2 separate regions of the Mus musculus genome follow, and region 2 is linked to region 1. A link is a loop called in an ENCODE intact Hi-C map of the cell type or tissue named here. Cell type or tissue: left cerebral cortex. All regions are shown on one strand. Each heading gives the region's core, and the rest is flanking DNA. Links, peaks and the distances in the headings are about the cores only. Region 1 overlaps Gm39697 (a long non-coding RNA gene). Region 2 has its middle 41 kb from the start of Gm34535.

Region 1 (8,334 bases), core at 217-8,216:
AAGCAGGGGGAGAAGGCTAGGGGGTTTCCGGGGAGAAACGGGAAAAGGGAATAACATTGGAAATGTAAATAAATAAAATATAAAATTTTTTAAATTTTACTTTGACAAAATATCATCAAAGAAGCTATTTATTCCTCCATATCTTTCCTCCTTTAATGTCTTCTCTATGTCTTCCTTAAGTGCTTAACTTGATCTTAGAGAAGATAACATATTAATTATTTGAAGTTTATATGCTGCTCCTGGCAAAGGCTCACCTTGTCCATTTCACCTCTAAGTGATACACTGCTTGTCTTTCCTTTCTGAAGCCCACTCTTTCTCCTTCATCAATGAAAAGAATATTTAAGGAGAGGATAGAGTTCGTAGAAGATATGAGACTATCTGTGTCACTGAGACACCAGCATGTCTCATGACTGAAGAGCCCTCTTAAGTTTGACTCATCCCTTTGTGAAACAAGGGGTCCTCTCACCTCTGTCACCCTAAAGCAAGTCTCTTATTGAGGTCCAAACACCAAGCAAATACATCTCACCATGATTTGTAGGTTATGGTCAAAACTAATTCATGTGCTCAGGAGTGTAGGAAGGTTTACTCTGCCATTAATATGAGAATGTCCCCTCCACTTCCACCAGCACCCTCTTGTTAGCTTATGAACTTGATACCTTATAGATTAGTGAACTCAAGAACTTTCTTCAATAGGCTCTGGGGGAGCAGCTGGTATCTGTGCATTCTGTGCATTCTGTTCATGTGTCACTTATGTTTGAAGTAGAACTTTCCAAAATTAATAACTACTTAAGAATCATATTGTCGAATTGTAAAGTGACTTCATCCTTGGCTTTCCAGAAACTGATTGTTTGCAATTCATTTGACCCACTGATATGACAGAAAAACCTAGTATTTGAAAATACTCCTGTGTCCTTACTGTCCTGGCAACAAATTCTAGTAGTTCTGGTTTGAATGTGATTAGAATGTGTTTGGGGTTACTGAAAATGCAAGAATCTGAATCTATTGTCCTTAACTGTTATGGTTGGCAGTCACACTTCCTTTGAGCTGAATTAGAATGCTTTGTTATGACGTGGGAACCTGGAGTAACGTATAAGAATGAAACTAATATGTCACAGCTTATTGGAGGACAATGGTGGAATCAGGAAATGTCCTTATGTCATTCTCACCAGGTCAATGGAAGATTTTGCCAAGGGAAATGATGGCTCATACTCAGTCTTTATCATTTCAGTAAGGCTATCATAAGGCTATCTTCTTTCGGCCTAGGAGTTTCAATGTCTACATTTTCTTTTCCCCTAGCTCCTAGATTTGCCTCCTAGATTAGCAACATCTTTACATATAACTTATTCAAGAGTTGCCCAGTTCTCCTTCATATCCATTCTTGCACATAGATGAAGCCTTCACCTAAAGAGTGTCCAATGAATATACTCTCTCTTTCTCTTTCTCTTTCTTTTCTTTTTCTTTTCTTTTTTTTTCTTTTTTTCTTTTTTTTTTTTTTTTTTTTTTTGAGACAGGGTTTCTCTGTATATCCCTGGCTGTCCTGGAACTCACTTTGTAGACCAGGCTGGCCTGGAACTCAGAAATCCTCCTGCCTCTGTCTCCCAAGTGCTGGGATTAAAGGTATGCGCCACCACTGCCCAGCTCCAGTGAATATTTTCAATGTCAGCAATTGAGACATGGAACTTTCTTTTTTTTTCTTTTTTTTTCTTTCCATTTTTTATTAGGTATTTAGCTCATTTACATTTCCAATGCTATACCAAAAGTCCCCCATACCCACCCACCCCCACTCCCCTACCCGCCCACCCCCCCTTTTTGGCCCTGGCGTTCCCCTGTTCTGGGGCATATAAAGTTTGTGTGTCCAAGAGGAACACTCCTCCATTGTTGGTGGGATTGCAGGCTTGTACAACCACTCTGGAAATCCATCTGGCGGTTCCTCAGAAAATTGGACATAGTACTACCGGAGGATCCAGCAATACCTCTCCTGGGCATATATCCAGAAGATGCCCCAACTGGTAAGAAGGACACATGCTCCACTATGTTCATAGCAGCCTTATTTATAATAGCCAGAAGCTGGAAAGAACCCAGATGCCCCTCAACAGAGGAATGGATACAGAAAATGTGGTACATCTACACAATGGAGTACTATTCAGCTATTAAAAAGAATGAATTTATGAAATTCCTAGCCAAATGGATGGACCTGGAGGGCATCATCCTGAGTGAGGTAACACATTCACAAAGGAACTCACACAATATGTACTCACTGATAAGTGGATATTAGCCCAAAACCTAGGATACCCAAGATATAAGATACAATTTCCTAAACACATGAAACTCAAGAAAAATGAAGACTGAAGTGTGGACACTATGCCCCTCCTTAGAAGTGGGAACAAAACACCCTTGGAAGGAGTTACAGAGACATGGAACTTTCTAATGGCTCATAATTCTAGTTCCCCACAGTATTTCCCTGTGAGGTGACCCTTCATTTCATAAGGGTACCCCCAACAAGAGTACTCTGTGAACACTATCCAGCATAGAGCTTTCTTCCAAAACACAGACACACACACACACACACGCACGCACGCACGCACGCACACACACACACACATACATGCACACACACACACACACACACACACATACATGCACACACACACACACGCACGCACACACACACACACACACACATACATGCGCGCACACACACACACACACACACACACACACACACACACACACGTCAAGCAAATTTGGCCCAAGGCACAGTGGCACAGCCCAGAAGTAACAGTGGCACATCCTGTCTTCACCCAAGTGGACTTCCCATCTCAGGAACAAAGCCTTTCTGCTTCATGTCTCTCCTTGCTTTTGTTTTGTTCTGTTTGCTTGTATTGTAGGGGTTGTTTTGGTATTTTTTTGGTTGGTTGGTTAGTTAGTTGGTTGGTTGGTTGGTTGGTTGGTTGAATGATTGGTTTGGTATTGCAGTAAATCTCTAACCCAAATAAACCTGGGCAATGAAAACACAACTCAATTAATATGAATACATGCTGTGCGCCTAGATTGGGCAGATCTACCACTACACTACCATCTTCCCCATGTAAGAGACCCCTTAGAACTTGAAGTTTCTCCAGGGAGGTGCTTCTGCTCCACTTTCCTTCTTCCTCCTCCTCTGTCATCCTCTTTCTCTCTCTCTCCCTCACCCCTCAGCTCTACCTTCCCCTCTTTCTCTGCCCAATCACTGGCTCTAGCCTTTCTTTATAAATTAAGGTGGGAGGAAGGATTACAGGAAATCACCTGAGTGCCATTCCTTGTTTGCAGCCCCTCACAGAGGAACAGAATTAACATCAAATACAATTTGCCCCAGGGCTATCAGCAACAGTTTGACTTGGTTTTTCTTCCCCTGTGTTATCCCTTTTTTGACCTGTTTTCTGAAATAAATACTAGGATGCTGCTTCCCGTTCAAGTCTGTCAGTTTCCCAAGAGGAGGAGAGAAGGGCGAGTGGCTTTTACTTTCCTTCTCCACTTCCTCTGTTCACTTCTCTTGGATCCCTGCCCCCTCCCCACTACTCCCCAGAGCGTCCCCCCTCCCCATTGTCAATTCCTCAATCTAGCTCTCTCTCCCCAACCAGTTTTCTTCCTTATTAAGCCCGTCTAGTTTCAGGAAGTTTGTGAGGGCAGTTGGTGAGGTGAATTGTGCTCCCTGACACGGATGCAAAAGTATCCTATGATATAGTGGATCTGGAAGCCCCTATTAGAAAAGATTTACTGTTCTGTTCTAAGGTTGCTCTCCAGGTTGAAATTGGCTGACAAGGTCTCAACTAGCATAGGATTTATTCCTACGTATTAAATTATTTTTTTAATTAGTTCAACGCCCAGGTCATTTCTAAACCAAAGAAACGTAAAGCAAGGAAGTTTCCTGAAGTCAAAAGAAAACAGGCTGTGGTTTGAGTTAGTTGTCAAGTTTCTACCAAACTGTTTGCAGCCCCCAAGCCATTAAGCACGTGCACACATCAGCTTCAGCCCCAGGAATGCACATTCAGCCCAGTCCTTCACAAATGAATTCCTGTTGCTCCCAGTCTTTCCAGCCTCTGCCTAAAGACCAAATTTAATCCCACCTTCACCGCTGGCTCTATTTTTTAAGGCAGGCATGAAGAACATGTAGAAATCTTTAGCAGTAAGGCAGACCTCGGGCGTTTTCAGTTCATCTGAAATCCTTTCCGCATCCCTGGTTGTATGAGTACAGGAATACAGGAGAGGTAGAAGGCGGGTGTCTGTGCCTGCCAGATTGCGGGGAGGAGGTATTATTGCCCATGAGTGTGCACACACAGACACACACACAAACCCCAGATGGTAACGAGATGAGGGAGAAAAGCCAACAACACCAGGAGTTATTTTGGGACTAAAACTAGGAATCTTCATATGGCTAAGATTTTTCATCTGAGTGTTGCTCTTACATATGACAGGCTCCTCAGAGTGGTGCAAGCTGAACCATTGATCAAGTCAGATTCACTCCTTAGATCCTGAACCTTTGGGACTGGAAGGGGGACAAGTCAGTGGCCTTTTATAATAAACCAGAAATACTGCAGATTCCATAAAAGAGATGCTGTCACCATTCTCCCAGTTATTTCAATGAAGGTGTGCATGGAACAGTGAGATCCTGGGACAGTGCAAAGGCATACGTCAGCCTCTGCTTGATCATTAGCTGTACTGGGTATGAGGTATTGATGAGGCTAAGAAAATTGGAGTCTGATCTGCTTTTCAACCTGCTTTGGAAATATTTCCATCACGAGATGCACCATAGACACTCGTCAGTGGATTCACAACTTCGGGCTGTTCAAACAAAGGGTATGGAGGAAGGACAAAGAACGCTGAGTTCCAAATCAGCTCTGGGAAGATGGGAGTTTGTTGATGTCACCTTATTTATATATCAAGGATAGTAGTAGCATCCATATGCAAAACACATGGACCACCACTGCCGCCCTCCATTTTAAATAGTTCTATCTTCTTAATCAATATTAAATCTCTCTCTTTAAAGAAAGAAAAGATTCATTTTATTGTGTGTGTAGGAGGGGTATTTTATCTGATTCGTGTATGTAGTACCTGTAGAGGCCAGAAGAGGGGGTCTGATCCATCGTAACTGGAGTTAACAAACAGTCATGAGCCACACCATGAGAGTACTGGAAATGGAACCAGAGTCATCCACAAGCACAAAAAGTGCTCTTACCCACTGAACTCCCGTGCTCCCCAGTGCTCTCCAGTGCTCTCCAGTCCCAGTCAGTAAACAGTAAAGACCACTGAGAGGGCTGCTGGGAGTTCAGGGGTAACTTTTTTTTTATTATTTTTATAGTACTGGGGAGTGATTAAACACAGGGTCTCATGGAGACTAGGACAATGCCATCTGCTAAGTTATATGCCCTGCCCTCTTATTACATGTTAATTTTTTTCAGTGGGGGTGGGGAGAGTCTCAGGCCATGCTGAGGTGGAGTTTGAATTTGGAGTCTGTCTCTGCCTGGCCTCCAAAAGAAGCTGCGTTTACAAACCTAAGAAAAACACTGTGTTGGCCTTTAATTTCATCTTTAGTAAAATTCTTTATCTGAAGTTCAATGAAAATATTTTTTCCTTCGACAGTGTTTGAAAATCTTGCTTCTCCTGTGACCAGTGCTAATAACATTTTTCTCTTCTGGTGGGCAGCAAGATGTCACCATATTAATGTGCCAAGCTCTGTGTCAGATGCTGGACACAGGAACATGAGGATGACACCAGCCACCAACCTTGGGGGAGGGGGGCTAAATGGTCTAGAGACGAGACAAGGACATAAATAATAGCCCAATGGTACTGTGCAAAGTGGCTTAGCAGATGCATGCCCATGATGCTGTGAGCACACAGGAAAGGGAATGAAGACTCTGCATGTGCGGTACACTAACTCTCATTGCACAGTTTCCTATCCTAAAGCAAGGATGCAATCAAAGCTTATACAATGATATTGCCCTTGCCCTTAAGGGAGGTTTGAGATTAGCACAGCTTTGCAAACCTCGAGTAACAGCCACTACATGTGCATCTATTGCTGTGTCGAGTCGGTTGACTTTTTATGAGAATTATCTAGTTTCCCTAGTCCTTTGCATGCAGAAATTTTTCCCTTCTTCAAATCAGCGTTCCTACTAATGATTATAAAATATTATAGTCTACCCAGGGAGCTGGAACTTATCAGATAAAGATATGGGGCAAGGAATAAACAGACCCTCTCTAGTAGAAAGACTTAAATTCAAGCCTGGGATCTGACAAGGGGCCCTGTCCAACTCTTGAAGGAAGTCCATCAAAGAGCACTGTAGCAGCAAAGGCAAGGAGGTGGTGGGAGAGATTGAGTAATGGATTGCAAACCCTGTTCTTGCAACACATGAGACCTAGTCATACTCCTCTCCTTCCTGCTGTGTGATTATGAAGCCAAACTATTCCTTTTCTGTCCCAGTTACCTTATCAACTACTTGTTGCTTGTATTGAAGAATCCAGGTAACGAAGGTGGATAACAGACCCAGCAACACGTTTCCTTTCCAGAAAAAAAAAATCTATTCAGACTTGCATGTGTGAATTCACTAATGTAAAAGTGAACTCTGCCTTCAGACTCCAGTTATATGGTGTTAGTGACTCTTTTTTTTTTTTCAGAAACTACTCCTACAGACCACAGTAGATTGCTCCACTAGGAAAGCTTTGCACTCCAGAAAGAACAGACAGCAATTCACTCTCATTGAATCTTAATCACATACTCCGATCCACATTTGGAATAAAGACTGAGTTTTGCACCCATTTTCCAAATAAGCTTCTCCTACAGATGTAGAATTGTATAGCAGTGCCTGCAGATTGGATACCAAGGCAAGAATTTGGAAGTTGGCTCTAGAAATGGGGAAGCATTTACTTGAAACTTTGACTGAAACCCACCCAGGGCTGGGTCTTTCCTTCTCCCACTCTGCTTCACTCCCATGTCTCACAGCTGTGGTAAATTTCTCACAAGTTGTAGAGATAAATGAAGATCACAGTTCATCATCGCAGATAAGGTACAATGCTAGGAGCTTGGGATAACTGGTTGCACTAGGGCCACAGTCAGGATGCACAGACTGACTCATGCTAGTGCTCAGAGAGCTTTTGTCTTTGTATGCAGTTAGGCCCCCAACTCATAGAGACCTGCCCCTAGTTACAGTGAGTCCTCCCAACTCAGTTAACTGAATCTAGCTTGTCTCCTACTGAGTTTAGAACTAGTCAAGGTGTCAGTCAAGGCGCAACACTCCTCAGTCTGGTGCTCTCTGTAGTTGGAGCCATCACAATATAATGCTCACACAAAGAAGTCTTCTTATAGCAAGAGCCTTCTTCCTCTGACCCTCAAGCATATCGTCTCACTAGTCCGGTCCGCATAACTCTTTCTATGTAAATCTCCTTGTTTCCTTCTGTCTTTATTGCTAGTTCCCTTTTTAGGACGCTCATCGTATTTTGCTAAGTCTAATTCGACACCATTCTATCTGGTCTCCCTGCTTCTGTTCTTCATCTCTAATCCAAATTTCACACAGGTATCCGAATGAATTTGTCAGGAATGTAAATTTGCTCCTGCTATTTTCCTATTCAGAGTTGCCTAGGAGAGTGCTGGGTCATCCTGGGGACCTTAGCATGGCAGCCGGACTGTGCTCCAGCTGAGAGACACTGCCATGGTCACTGTTCCTGAGCTCTTTCATGACTTACCACTCGGCATCCACACATATTTATCCCAGCCATTCCAACTCCCTTATGCTGTGTCTCTTTCCTCTTATTCTTTCTCCTCTGGAACCTTTTGTTCCTTGGACCAGGATTAAGATATCCAGAGTGCCTAATCATGGGCTACAGCAAAAATAGTATTATGTGAAATTCTGGATTTAAAAATACTGGAAAAATAAAACAAGTGCCACATTGTGTTGAGTTTCCTCAGGGATGGCTCCTTCCCTTCCCCCCTGCTTCATGTCAAACCCTCAAAGGAAGTTTTATGACATCTGGGGTGTGTTATAGCTGGGTCAAATGGTAACAGAAGAATTCTTGGTAGATTTCCAAATGCTGTGTGGATGGGACCTGGAAAATCACAACTTGCCATCACTTATGTCTTAGCCATTTTCCTGGTAATAGACCCACACATTTCCCCCACCCTGCATCACCCCCAAGACCACCTTTCAACTCATTAGAGAAAGAAGGGAAGATACTGCCCATGTGTGAATCCTGTCCTGACAATGCAATTGCTTGCCTCCAAGTAGAGCTTGTTTTTTTGTTTTTTTGTGGGTTTTTTTTTGTATGTGTGTGTGTGCATGTGTGTGTGGTTTTTTTTTTCTCCCC
Region 2 (8,334 bases), core at 57-8,056, 270 kb after region 1:
AGACTTCTGCTTCAATTCTAAATTCTTGGCAATTGCTGCCCTTGCCTTTGGAGACCTGGGTACCATCCACCTTGGCTGGGCAGCCTTAAGAGCTAATGATGTAAGCCAGATGCTGAGCGCTTCAGGCTGAGTGTGACATCATCCCCTTGTCAAGGACTCCCCATCTCCTGCCATTGGCCGCTTCTGGGTATGCTAAAGTTCAAGGTGGACACTTAGCACATTTATTACATACGGGGCTTATTAGATAACTGGGCTCCGTGGTGATAAATTGGTTGTGTGCTTCATTTAGACTCTCAATGCTCTGCAGGTTTTTCTAATTTAGTTTTGCCGTGGCTCAGCCAAGATGAGATTCAGAAGGAGGAAAAGGGAGAAGCGGAGAGAGAACAAAAAGCTCGTGTTGTATATCAAATCCTTGCCCTGCCTCTTGCTGGCTTGGAAATGAAGGGCCTTTTAAGCTGCCAACCTCAACAGCATCCACAGGGCTGTCATCCTCTGCGAGATGTGCTTTTCTTAACGGGACTGCTCTTTCATGATGACTCCCCCATTCATTATGAATAACTGCTGCTTTGGTCTAGGCCTGTCACTTTTTCTTCTTTTCTCTCATTCCTTTTAAGTTTGGATTTAAATGTGCACACACGCACACACACACACACACACACACACACACACACACACACGCACGCACACACACACAGAGCTACCTCCTCAGTACCACCAAAACCACAGGTGACTAAGAAGGAAGAGCCTTACAGAAAGGAGGTAGGAGAGGGTTGTTGGCTAGGTCCTGTGTGAATTGCTTCATACCTGCAGCCTTTGAGAGGCCTCAGATCTCTCCCACTCTGAGCAAACACTAGGGCATTGAAGGCTGCTTTGAAATGTGGCAGGCTTTGAGTGCATATGTGCACGCTTGTGCAATGAAACACAAAAATCTATTTCCCTATCAGAGTGACTGACGCTTCTTTCCTCCTTAATGCAGGCCTTGATCTTTCCCTGACTGAGCTTTCTGATTCCCTCCAGCTTGCCTTATCAGTAAATGAACTCTCATCAAAGACACTGATATCAGGTGGTGCTTGAGGCCAGGCGTGGCTTAGCCTCTTAAAGCCACTGACTGCATCCCAAAGGCAACAAGCATGGAACAGATGCTGAAATAGTAGCATTCAGAGAGACAATTATACACCTCCATTTTCCTCAGGAGTTAAAAAGCTTGGAGAGGAGAGACATGTGCATTTCTTCCACCTTTCTAGTGTCTGTGGCATAAATCCCTATAGAGAACACTCTATTCTACCCCACCCCAGTCATCATCCACTAATTTCACTCATCCTTCTGTGTAAAGTATGAACACTACTTAGTTGATAAGCTTCGGGCTTTGGTAATAACAGGATACCCATACTCCAAATCAACTCCTGGTTTATATTTAGGTAAGCTATTTCACTTTCTTAAACCTTTATTTACCCATGAATTAAGTGGGTACTGAGACTATATGTCCCACAGAGTTGTGCTGTCATGCACTATGGGAACAATACCATTAATGTTTTAATTTTAAGCTTCCATTATCATCGCGATCTACCTATCTACTGGACACTTTGAAATTATCCAAGCTCCTACCAATGCCTTTGGTAACTTCCTCAAGATCTTACATGAGCAAGGGATGGCTAGAGATAGCCAAAGCATGGGTAAAGAATAACTGAGCAGAGTAAGATATTGCATTGCTGTCTATATGAGAAGGTCCAGGAAACAGCTTCTATGACGCAGTATTCCCCACTCTAGCCTGGAATTTCGTTTTGGTTTAGAATTCAGAGATTTCTATTCCTATCTATATTTATGTGAAATCATTTTTTTCTTTTAAGCATCATATTGAGAGTACAGCTTGGAATTTATGACATTGCTAGAATTCAGAACTTAAAGCTTTCTCAGAAGACAGAAAGCCATTTTTAACCTTACTCCATGAACTTCCTACCATTTTTTTTTTTTTTTACTTAGAATGGCCAAGCAGGACAGATAGCTAAGCCTTCATGTTGGATGTCATTCTGCTTAGAAGTCAGGGAAATTACAAAAACAGCCAGCATTACTAGAAACCCTCTAGCTACCTGAGAGTATCTTGGGAATCTCCCATTTGAATCTATAGAAGATGGCTCTGAAAAGGTCTGTAAAGATCTGTTCTGTAAGATTCAGAAACCCATCCTTCATTTATGTTCCTTCTTCTGGCTTTGGAAATCAGTTACTGACATTTACTGAGTAAACACCTCCCAGGTAAAAGCTTAGGATGCTAGGACAGTGGATATTGTCATCCCAGGAGAATCTAGAAACACTGAATAACCCTCTAGGTATGTCTGTGATGAGTTTTCAGATTGGGTTAGTTGGGGTGGGGCACATCACTCCGTGGGCTAAGACCTCAGACCGCACGAGATGCAGAAGAGGAATTGACCATCAGTGGTCATCTCTTTCTGCTTCCTGAATGCAGATGCAATGTAGTCAGAGGCCTCAGGCCTCCACTGCTGTGAGTTCCCTACCGTGACAGACTCAGACTGCACCCTTAAACTGTGAGCCAAAATAAGTTTTTCCTTTCTTAAATTGCTTTGTCCAGGTGTATTGTCACTGTAAGGAGAAGAGTAGCATGTATGGCCACAAAGATGAGTATGCCCTCAAACATTTTATGGCCTGATCAAAGATAAAACGTAGAAAGATATATTTGCTTACTGTATAATGAAGCTATGTGGTGTGTTAGTCTCAGAATAAGATATGCTTGGATTTCTTATTCACAATTTATGGATGGAGAAGTAATGCTACACATTGTTAAGGCAATCCAAATGACCTCGTCAATAAGAGTAATGAGTATTTAAACCTCTACTAACAGTGCATTCTAGTCATACCCCAGCTTCCCTGGTCTTCACACCTTTCCCTTTCATTTACTGGCTTCTTTTACTGACTTGTCTCTTACTGTTTTTATTATCCTATATTATTTAGCCACTCTTTTAATGGGACTTTTTTTATTGGCATTTCAAATCCACTGGATCTCCATACTAATTGTTTTGTTCACTGGCCAAACATAGATGTTTACATACATGAAAGGAGTTAGAAGGAGGGGCTTTGTGAGGTCTTGGAGGGAGGAAAGGGAGAAAGCAACATAATTATATTTTAATTAAAAACTATAAAAAATATACAGTTGTTGAACAGATGGGTTTGTGGGTAGTACTACAGGCTTGACTCCTTTCTTCCTCTTGTTGTAATGCTAATATGTCCACAGTAGCATTTACAGGCTTCAGTGAAATGTTATATGAGTTCATAAAAACAATTAAAATTATTGACTAAACCTAAGTACAAAAGGCAAAAGTGTTCATGTAGGGTTTATCAATATCCAACCCACTGGAGACCTCTTTCTTCAGGATTGTTAAAAATTCAGGTTCCTGGGCCCCTTCTTTGGCACACTACATAGGAGCCTGAAAATGTGCATTTTGACCCATCTGCCAGGCTACTGGTGTGCACTCCAAAGTTTGGGACTAACAGAGGAGTTACAGATGGAAGTTGAGGCTTGGGAAACAGCAATATTAAATATTTTTGTAGATAAAGAATTAAGGAACAGATTTATTCAGTCATTTGTCACAAATCACATAGCTCGTAAGTCGGGATTTGGTGTCAAGACCTTTTCTGGTAGACTCGATTGGCTTTAGGGAATCATCTTTTACTTCTTTTCATCTCTCCAATGCAGTACTTCATCAATAAATGCTTACTGAACGAGCCAATGGCTTATACTGTGCAGGGAGGTTGAGTGATTGCCCTAACTCTCACAACTCTTGGCAGCTAAGGATCCTCATTTATATGAACCTCCTCCCAGCCAAACCTTCAAGTCCCAGACATTAAAACCCAGGGTCTGGCAAAGGCAGGAAGCAGACAGACTGCAAAGGCTCTGCTCATGGCACAGTATATCCCTGTCTGGCCAGGAGAGAGTTCATCATGGGACAGGAACAGCTAAGGAGTAGGGAGAAAGCAAGACTAATGTGGAAGAGAAGGCAGGGAAGAGCTCCAATCTGGCCAGGATGCTTGTTTTACAGCCTCTCTCTCTCTCTCTCTCTCTCTCTCTCTCTCTCTCTCTCTCTCTCTCTCTCTCTCTCTCTCTCTCTCTCTTTCTCTCTCTCTCTCTCTCTCTCTTTCTCTCTCTCTCTCTTTCTCTCTCTCTCTCTCTCTCTCTCTCTCTTTCTCCTCTCTCTTCTCTTTCTTCTCTCTTCTCTCTCTCTCTTTCTCTATCTGTGTGTGTGTCCATCCCTCTCTCTGTCTTTCACTCTGTCCCTCCCTCCTCTCCTCCTTCCTCCCCTCCCTCCTTCTCCCCCTCTCCAGCCTAAAGTTTAACGTAGCTTTCGATCAGGGCCTGTACATCATATCCAGTTCTATGGCCCCATCATTCCTTTACATTTCCAACTGAGGACTTAACGGCAACAACAATAAAAGCAAGAAGATTGCTAAGTTTTATTTTTACCAGAGGTTTCAAAAAAAGAGAAAGGGGAGAAGAAAGAAAGAAACCCCACTCTGACAACATCCCGTGTCCCATCACATCCTATTTTTACAGGCTAGCTGTGGGGTGTGTGATCCACAGCCAGAAATAAAACAGAACTGGAAGAGTCAGCCATCTGTCTGGAAGCTCACACAGTCCCAGATGGTATATCCTTCCTGGCTTTCTGGTAACAATCTCCTCTGTCTAACGAAATGAGGCAGAAATTGCCCAGTGAGTTAGTGGGGGTGATGGACTCTTGTTCTCCCAGCTCTGGCAATAGGACCTGAGATTCCCCCAGCAATACCTAGCTCATTTGTGCATATTATCTTCCCCTTGCTATGATCATGCACCACCTATTCCTCTGTACTCATTTTCTACCATACCCCTTTGCCACGAGTTTTACAAAAGGAGGAACTGTTTCCTCTCCTTCTCATGCACCCAGTCCTAGGCCACCTGCAGGATAATTGTTACACATAGTAGGGATGAATGCCCACCTGGGTAGCTGACTTGCTTACTAATATCCGAGCAAGTGGCTGGAGATCAGGAAACTGTTCCTCACAAGTCTGACAACTATGATCTACCTTTACCTATTATCTTGGTTGCTTTTCTATCACTGTGATAAGTCGTCATGACCAAGGTAACTTATAATTCAGCTTATGGTTTCAGAGAGTTCAGAGAGACCATGATGGCAGAGTAAAGGGACAACAGTAAGTTCACATCATGAACCACAACCAAAAGACAGAGAAGGAACACTGGGAACTGCACAAATCCCGCTCCCACTGACACCTCCTCCAACAAGGTCACACCTAGTAGTCCCTCCCAAACAGTTCTACCACCTGAGGACCAAGTCTTCAAATATATGAACCTATGGGAGGCTTTCTCATTCAAACCGCCATACCTCCTCAGTCCCTTCCCTAGAGGCAATTTTTGAAGATCAATGCCCAACCTAAATGCACACGATTTTAAAGCTATAGATTCTGGAAGGGGGAAGGGAAGGTCCTCAGTTTCACGTCCCAGTGACCAGGGCTTGGCCTCAGACACTGCTGTGACTTCAACTTCACTCACTTTATTGTGGCCTAAGGCCACTTCAGAGGATCCTATCAGCTTTGATATGGTTGTCTTCCAGAACAAAGCTTAATATTATTTAAAGGAAGAGAACAAAACAATATATTTAGTCTTCATTTCCGTAAAAGATGGAAGAAATTCAAGGAAGAAGGAAAAAATGCACATTGAATCAAGAAGAAATAAATGAAAAAGAAATTTCAGGGACTGAGAAGACGAAATTACTGTACAAACTCTTACAAGGACTCTTACAGTCACGTCCAAGTATGGTCTGTCCTTGTGATGGATTTCTAGACTTTTGAGTACAGAAAGGGCAGCCACTCTAACCTTAAATTTCAGAATCCTGATTAAATCATACCATAACCAAATAATTAAGGCTTGTGTGTGTGATGTCATTAGAAAGAGATTCTGGGCTTCCTGTCTTCTTTTCAGAATCTATACCCCATGTATGACTACGAAGAAAACATTACTCAAACACGCCAGACCTGCTCCAAACCATAAGGAATTAGATAGATAAACACAGACCAGAGAAGAAAAAGAGACAGAAAGACTAAATGAAACAGAGTGCCCTAGATGGAACTCTACATTAGGAAGACTAGGTTGGGGGAGGCCAAATTCAAATATATTTCACTTCATAACAACAAATAGTGTTGATTCCTTACTGTAAATGGGGGTGCAGTAAAGAAAACACCAAAATGACTACTCCACTGGGGAGAAGGTTTCTATTGTGGGAAGAGAGACAGAGACAGAGAGAGAGAGACAGAGACAGAGAGACAGAGAGAGACAGACAGAGAGAGAGACAGACACAGAGAGAGACAGACAGAGAGAGACAGAAAGAGAGAGAGAGAGAGAGAGAGAGAGAGAGAGAGAGAGAGAGAGCGCAGAGGCATCTTGAAGAGTCCAAAGCAGAGAGAGAAAGAAGTAGACTGGACATGGCCAGGGCTCTCTTGATAGCAGAGAGAAGAATAGCAGAAAACAGCAAGAATGATAATACTATAGAATCATGATCGTGGGGCAGAGGGGTAGAAAGATTGTGGTTATAAAGAGATCAGGGGATCTGCAACAGCCTGCGGGATAGTATGGTGGATGAGTTAAGTGTAAGTTTCAAAGCTGGGACAAATGGCTAAGGTACCTATTTATGTACCTACCTGGTGCATATCAAAGCACACCAGGTCACCAGATTCTCTCTGAATCCCTGCTGATTAACATACTCCACCCCCTATCATGAACTCCCCAGCCCAGGAGGCTCTGCTGTTCTTCCTTATATAATTCAACCATTTCATTTACGCTCTTGCTTTGTACCTTTGGGCCTCTTGGGTGCTGCACCTGGTCTCCCTCTTTCCCTTCTCCCTTCTCCCCCTCTCTCTTCCACATGGTCCAGCCCAGGGTCATGTATATATACTCTGGACTCTCCCACATGTCCCTGCCTCTAACTATACTCTCCCTTTTTTCTACAATAGACTTTCTCCCACAACATACCTATAGGAGCAGTCATATTCTTCCTTCTTTCTTTCTTTCTTTCTTTCTTTCTTTCTTTCTTCCTTTCTTTCTTTCTTTCTTTCTTCCTCTCTCTCTCTCTCTCTCTCTCTCTTTCTCTCTCTCTCTTTTTTTCTTTTTTCATTCATTTCATGCCAAAACTTAGGATCATTCATGTTTCCTTTCCGTTTTGTTTCCTTTTTCCTTCAGTAAGAAGGGCAAGGGGGATAGAGAGTACTTGGGGATGAAACACAAGTACTTGAGTGAATAGATACTGAGGGAGCCTGGGCCAGCTTGGGCTATGATATGCAACTGCAGAGTGCAGATTATCAATAATAAGTGAACCAATATTAAGTAAATGGTCTGACATGCATGGAATTGGAATTAGAGATATAGCAGAGAAAGAAAGATACATAAAGAAACAAATACAGAGGTAGATGCTCTCAGCCAACCATTGGAATGAGCACAGGGTCCCCAATAGAGGAGCTAGAGAAAGGACCCAAGGAGCTGAAGCGGTTTGCAGTCCCATAGAAGGAACAATAATATGAACCAACCAGTCCCCCAGAGCTCCCGGGGACTAAACCACCCACAAAAGAGTATACATGGAGAGATCCATGGCTCCAGCTGCATATGTAGCAGAGGATGGCCTTGTCAGTCATCTATGGGAGGAGAGGCCATTGTTCTTGTGAAGGCTCTATGTCCCAGTATAGAGGAATGCCAGGGCCAGGAATAGGGAGTGGGTGGGTTGGTAAGCAGGGGGAGGGGCCAAAGGGATAGTGGGTTTTTGGAGAGGAAACCAGGAAAGGGCATAACATTTGAAATGTAAATAAAGAAAATATCTAATTAAAAAAAAAAAAAGAAAAAAAAAAAGAATAGAGCCTCAGCAGCAGCGGTCGCCATCTTGGTTCCGGGACTCAGCAGAACTTAGGAGATTAGTCTGAACAGGTTAGAGGGTGCGCCAGAGAACCGGACAGCTTCTGGGACGGGCGGAAGCACAGAGCCACTGAGGCAGCAGCCTGGGCGGGCCACAGACAACCGGCCACCATCCGGACCAGAGGACAGGTGTCCGCCTGGCTTGGAAGACGGCCTCAGCCTCAGGAGCAGCGGTCACCATCTAGGTTCCAGGATTCCCTGGAACTTAGGATTTTAGTCTGCACAGGTGAGAGTCTGCACCACAGAAGCTGACAGCTTCTGGGAACTGCCAAAGCAACACAGCTTCTGAGAGAGGCCCTGTTTTGGGCCTTCTTCTTCGACCAGGAGGAGGTCCAAAAACAAGATATCTGCGCACCTTCCCTGTAAGAGAGCTTGCC

The links. Peaks named below come from ENCODE experiments on the same cell type or tissue, not always from the same donor. Only the 100,000 strongest peaks of a DNase experiment are listed, where the experiment ranks them.
Region 2: it touches region 1 in a loop (15-fold over the local background); 3 of 42 quality-filtered maps call a loop at or near these places.

What each region holds. Positions count from the first base shown.
Region 1 is chr1:169,151,946-169,160,279 of GRCm38, forward strand. The region is part of intron 2 of Gm39697 (a long non-coding RNA gene); the gene reads right to left. Among named protein-coding and RNA genes, the nearest start is that of Gm39697, 17 kb to the right of the region's middle. In left cerebral cortex, for the core only: a CTCF peak has its summit at 5,088; a DNase peak (open chromatin) is centred at 4,327; H3K27ac peaks cover 211 bases.
Region 2 is chr1:169,417,998-169,426,331 of GRCm38, forward strand. No RefSeq gene overlaps it. Among named protein-coding and RNA genes, the nearest start is that of Gm34535, 41 kb to the right of the region's middle. In left cerebral cortex, for the core only: no CTCF peak of the experiment used is centred there; DNase peaks (open chromatin) are centred at 141, 372, 3,905 and 4,613; H3K27ac peaks cover 1,212 bases.